2 separate regions of the Homo sapiens genome follow, and region 1 is linked to region 2. A link is a contact called in ENCODE Hi-C data. All regions are on one chromosome and are shown on one strand. Each heading gives the region's core, a stretch centred on a gene start or an enhancer-like site at or near the end of the contact. The rest is flanking DNA. Distances are from core to core; before and after follow the strand shown.

Region 1 (2,700 bases), core at 136-2,635, 180 kb after region 2:
GTTATCATATTTTACCAAACATGGTTGTTGCAAAAACCATGATGTCCCCTCACCCACTGATAGAAATAGATTTTTTTTTTAATTTTCTCTAACTAATATGTAGGAAATGGGCTTTTTTCCTTTAGCTCCATGGATATATCAGTGTTGGGAGTAATGGAAATATTCATTTCAGCATAAAATTAGAGTTTAAAAGGTCAGTTTGAGATGTTTACAACAAACAAGTTAGAAAGAGGCAAACAAGAAACAGAAATTTTCTTTTTTAATAGGGAGAAAAAAATTACACTGATAATTGCCTAAAAATTATATTCATTTTCCAAGTGAATAAATGAGGCTTATTTGATATCACACGAGTACATAGTATTTCTTCTCAAAAACGCTTAAATTTTATATTTTAAAAATATGCACAAATATAATGGAATCAAAGTAGTTTAAGACTGTAAACATTTTAACCTGAAAATACTTCAGTTTAAAATCCTAATTTGAGAAGTCCTTTCTCCACATGGTTGTATACCTTGAAGGAAACTGTGAACACAGGTCGCAAACCAGTCTCTGTCCTGGAAATGAGTGAGTGATATTGATCTATACCCAGTCACTGATTATGCGAAGTCTCTAATGACACCTTCACAGCTTTTATAATCCAGTGGTCCAACAAAGCATGAATTTCAAATACTTTACAAAATCTTCCCTCCTGAGCATCTCTTTTTTTAATTAAAGAATAAAAGGAGTGATTGTTCAACATGATTTCAATGAAAATGAAGACTTGAATTTGTGGGTGTGTGCAATGTTGAAAATCAAAAGGAAAAAGATGCAGCACAAAAAAATCCTTCGCACAACTAATCAGATGACAAAGGTTTTGATCAGCGCGCAAGAACCAAGTGCTTTTCTTTGCTAAACGTAAAACAACGTTTGTCCAAGACTACGATTTCATACAATGTGCTTCTCATCCCACCTTAAGTTGTTTCTCTTTTAAACACTAATTTTTGCTATCTACTGCTTCAACATTCAGAAGAGCCTGCCTCAGGAGGCACAAAAGCTCTGTAATGCTGGGTTAAAGCTGGCACTTTATCCTTAACTCACCTCATTAAGTCTGGATTTTATTCGTCCTCAAAGACGTGGCTTGGAGATAGAATTCTAACCCCCTTAAATTAGAATTTTCTGGCTTTTGTCACTTTAAACCAGATCCTTAATGTTATTAAAAGGTGGGCATGTTGTTGTTTTTCCCCTTTTGGGGGAAGGGGTAGGGAGAAGAATTTAATGTTATTTTTAACGGAACTATCTTGTTAACCTTGGGGGACATCCCCGGAGCTGAAACCCATTGGAGTAATAATAGCTCAGCGACTCACTCCCTGCAGACAGCTCTGCCGAGTCAGTCTGGAAAAGCTCTTTAAAAGCACAGTCTCTGCTGGCCCTTTTCTTTTGGTTTCTGTGGAATTTTTCTTGGTAACAATTTTTAGCTGAGGGGGTTATGGACAATTGTAAACTGGAAGCATTGAAAGGAGGAGGTGGGGAGGGAGGCTGCTTGCTGCACTAATTAAAACAAAGCCTGCTTGTATAAACTGCATCCCCCCTGGTGCAAAGGGGCAAACAGCACAAGGGCCTCTCAGAGCACACAGCTCTGGATACTGCAGGGACTTATATTTTTAAATACAATTAAAAGTAATGCCCCTTTGTTGATTATACTCTCCTTGCCAAACTTGAGGACGGCTGAAGCTGCCAAACATTTACTTTTAAATTTAGTGTGCCCAGCAGCCTTCCAAATGCTGTCAGTTTCACAGAAGGCAGGGCAGTCTGTGATTAACAGCTTCCCAAGATACCAGTAAGTTGCTTGGACAATATTTCAAATGGATGCTGGTTCTGACACTGAGGAGATCAAGCCGGAATTTGGTGTCACTTTGGGGTTTAGAAGGAGGTGGGATTGTTCTTACCTCTTGATAGTACACAAGTTTGAAAGTGGAAAACATTACCAAAGCAAACTCCTCAATTACACATGTGCAAGCAGCAGAGAGTATCTGGTCCAGACCTAACTAAAAAAAACTTGTCAAATGAAAGAGAAATGCACAAACATGCCTGTACTTTGTCCTCTGAATTTTAAAAGCATCTAATGTTACATAGCTCATGTGAACTTTAAAGCACGGCCATCCATGAAGGATTCCCTTTATGGTTTTAGTGGTTGTCCTCTTTCCTTGCTGTTCACAACTATGATTATTTTATAAACCCTTTTGTAGCTGGGTTTATTTGATTTAACCTTTTAAATGTAGCTTCGTTTCTGACAATACAGGAAATATAACGCCAAAAGAAACTCTGTAGAGAAGATGGATGAGAGAATCAGACACACAATTTGAAATGAGATGTCCTGGGAAGACAACAAACTTATTTGGGACTTTCTTGATTTTTCCAGTGTGACTGTCTATAAAGCTGAATGCCAAGTTTTGATTCCTAGGTTTTATGTGGTTGCATAGGTAACAAACTAATACTTGGCGAGGTGTTCTTTTTTTTTTCTTTCTGATGAAAAATGCAGGCTTGAAAAACAAGGTGCAGCATCCGTTTTCAATTAAAAAAAATAAAAATTTAAAACCTCTCCCTCTGGGCCTGGTACTGAGCCAGGTAAGAAAATGAGATGGGTGTGGTCACTAAGAAAGCAATAAGATGAAAATACTCTTCTGCTTGAAGTAGCTTTATATTTTAGTGGGTTTTCCCTCA
Region 2 (2,700 bases), core at 163-2,662:
CTCTAAAATATGCCTATCGGTGAAAGGTTCTGTTTATCTTTCTCTTTACTCAGACTCACACAGAAAATGGAGTTCAGTCCTCACACCAGCGGACTTTGTTTTATTCTAAAACCCTCTTTGAATCCTCAGCAGCAGTAGCAGAAACAATTTCTGAACTTCTTGATATGGTGGCTGCTTTTCCCTCAGCACTCCGGTCTCAGCCTTCTGCTTACGACTTGCCCTGCTCTTTCATTGTACTCACTTCCTTCTTTGCAAATCTCCCATATGGGCAATTAGGACTGCGATTTACACTGGTTTTCTTCTACTTTGCACGCAGCAAGCAGCTCAGTCCTTTCGTAGGACACACAGCTGTGACTGCCTCTCCAGGGGAGGGAATTTACCACTAAGCATGGCAGCCTGCAAGAGATGCCAGAGAGAACATCAGGGGCGACACTTCATAGTCAGAGAAGCGTGCATGGAGTATTGAGAAAGGAGAAAAAGCCAAGGAGAGGTCAGGCTTTGATTCACTGAGAGTAAGGAAAGAACCAAATGGAACAGGAGCAAACACAGGGTCAAGACAGACCTGTAAGGCCAAAGCCTTTTGGGCAGAGGGCAAAATTCTGCATCTCATCTAGAAAGATGGAAAAACAGGGGATTCTCTTTGTACCTTTGTCAAGTTCCAGACAACAGTGTGGTTTTCTTTCTAACTCTTTATTGCAATCAAAGTGAGCATTGGATCCTGGAATTACAGTTTCTGGTAAATTTATTTTACATTCAGAAGACTATTCAATAAAGCTTTTTGATATTGTCTTTCTTTTTCTTCTGAGTTCATTTTGTTTTTTTCTTTCCCTGATGAGTGAGCCAAGAATGTAGTTCAGACTTTCTGGCTGCTCCAATTTTGATATTTGAGTCTGATAAAGTTGTCTAGTGTAGACAGGATAGATTTTTTTTTTTCTTTTTAGGGAAGGAAGGGAGGAAAAGGAGAGAAGAGGATTTTCTCAAAGCTCTTGAAAAATGAGTAATTTTAGGAGGAAGGCATTGCTTAGCCGTGGAAAGCCTCTGAGTCCTCAAACTTGGATGTCTTTGAAAGAAGACCCCCATATGCAATGTGGCATGATTGACAAGAAATTTGTTTGAAATGACTGAGAGGCCCTCATTAGGCTGGGACTCCTCACCATCTGGGTTTGAGTTTTGATAATGGGGTCAGGCTCTCTTTTGGTCTGTGCGTTGAATAGCTGAGTGTAATTTGTTAGTGATTGTGGCTAAAACACAAACATTTTTTAGTCACATTCATAGGAATTTGAAACTAACCGCAGTCTTGGGGCACAACAGTGAGAAAACACTTTCCAGCTGCACTACTGTGCTTGGCGACCCAGTTGAGAAGCTCTCACAAAGCAGCCAGTCTCACTTCGGGCTGGACGGGCGCCATTGGAAACAGAAGTGCAACTTTATCACTTGACTTCAAGAAGAGGTTTCCCAGCAACAATATGGAGACAAGATACAAGACAGATCCCATGGAGGAAGCTGCCCTTTCCCAGTGGGGAGCTTGCATGTAGGATAGGTAAGGAAGGGCGCTAAGAGGCAAAACAGGGGCCAGCCCAATATCTTCTTATAGACAAATTTCAGTTGATTTCTGCCTGAATAACAAATGTGAACTGGAGAGGCTTCACATTTACCCATGAGAAAGAGATTAAGCCCAAGTAATCACCCCACAAACCAGCACCTACAAAAACCATTGCTTACCACGACAGTAATCACTCTCAGAACATTCCCCTAAAGGCTTACTGTAGCATGTGCAGAGAAGAGCACCAAACTACTTTTTGTTGTTATTTAAGAATCCCAACAGCCTCTTCAAAATCAGAGGTGTATTTTGAACTTCTGGCTTCGATTTTCATCCTTTAGTTGAGGAAGGGGTGGAGGCTTCAGGTAGGCAATTTGAAGGCATAGCATTCAGATCAGCTCACTAGAGAATCTGGGTGCTCCAAGCCCCAGGTGGTCTCAATGGAAGCAAAGCTCCAGGAATAAGTCAATGAAAAATGTTTTATTAATCATACATTTTTTAAAAGGTTATAAGGGCTAGTAGACTATGTGTGAGGACTAAATCATAGTCCTGGATAGGACTCATACCTTTTTAAACCTCATCAAACTCAGCAGATCTTTTATTTATTTTGAAAAATGTGACTACATGGATACCACCTTTCAGAGACCACAACTGCAACTCACCAATATCTGTAGCATATGGATTCATTCCTGCTTTTATATTTGTAAATATATAAGAAGCTGTGTGATTCAAAAAGTGACTTAGAAGGATTGAAGTCATAAATTTTTTTTCTTCAAGTAAAAGGACGTTTGAGAAATACTGGTCAAGAGTAAAATCAAAGAGATGGATGTAGAGACATTGGCTGGGTGTGGTGGCTCACACCTGTAATTCCAGCACTTTGGGCGGATCACATGAGGCTGGGAGTTCCAGACCAGCCTGGCCAACATGGCAAAACCCTGTCTCTCCTAAAAAAAAAAAAATTAGGGGGGCATGTTGACAGGCATCTGTAGTACCAGCTACTCGGGAGGCTGAGGCATGAGAATCGCTGGAAGCCGGGAGGCAGAGGTTTCAGTGAGCTGAGATTGTGCCATTGCACTCCAACCTGGATAATAGAGTGAGAATCTATCTCAAAAAAAAAAAAAAAAAAAAAAAAAAAGCAGGGGCGGGAGAGAGAGAGACTG

The links. A loop is a pair of places that touch in the nucleus more often than their neighbours do. Pooled maps may share reads with other maps.
Region 1: a loop to region 2 is called in a map of heart right ventricle, with 3 times the contacts of the local background. The contact joins two enhancer-like sites. A Hi-C loop is called at or near these places in 3 of 168 maps with a recorded cell type or tissue (Right ventricle myocardium inferior, gastrocnemius medialis and heart right ventricle) and 4 of 50 pooled maps.

Annotation. Positions count from the first base shown.
Region 1 is chr9:13,607,021-13,609,720 of GRCh38, reverse strand. No RefSeq gene overlaps it. Among named protein-coding and RNA genes, the nearest start is that of LINC01235, 180 kb to the right of the region's middle. Within about 2 kb of position 1,385, at least 5 of the 41 ENCODE cell types and tissues checked have a DNase peak (open chromatin) inside an H3K27ac peak, as active enhancers do; they include gastrocnemius medialis and heart right ventricle, where a contact is called at or near this core.
Region 2 is chr9:13,785,008-13,787,707 of GRCh38, reverse strand. No RefSeq gene overlaps it. Among named protein-coding and RNA genes, the nearest start is that of LINC00583, 140 kb to the left of the region's middle. Within about 2 kb of position 1,412, at least 7 of the 41 ENCODE cell types and tissues checked have a DNase peak (open chromatin) inside an H3K27ac peak, as active enhancers do; they include gastrocnemius medialis and heart right ventricle, where a contact is called at or near this core.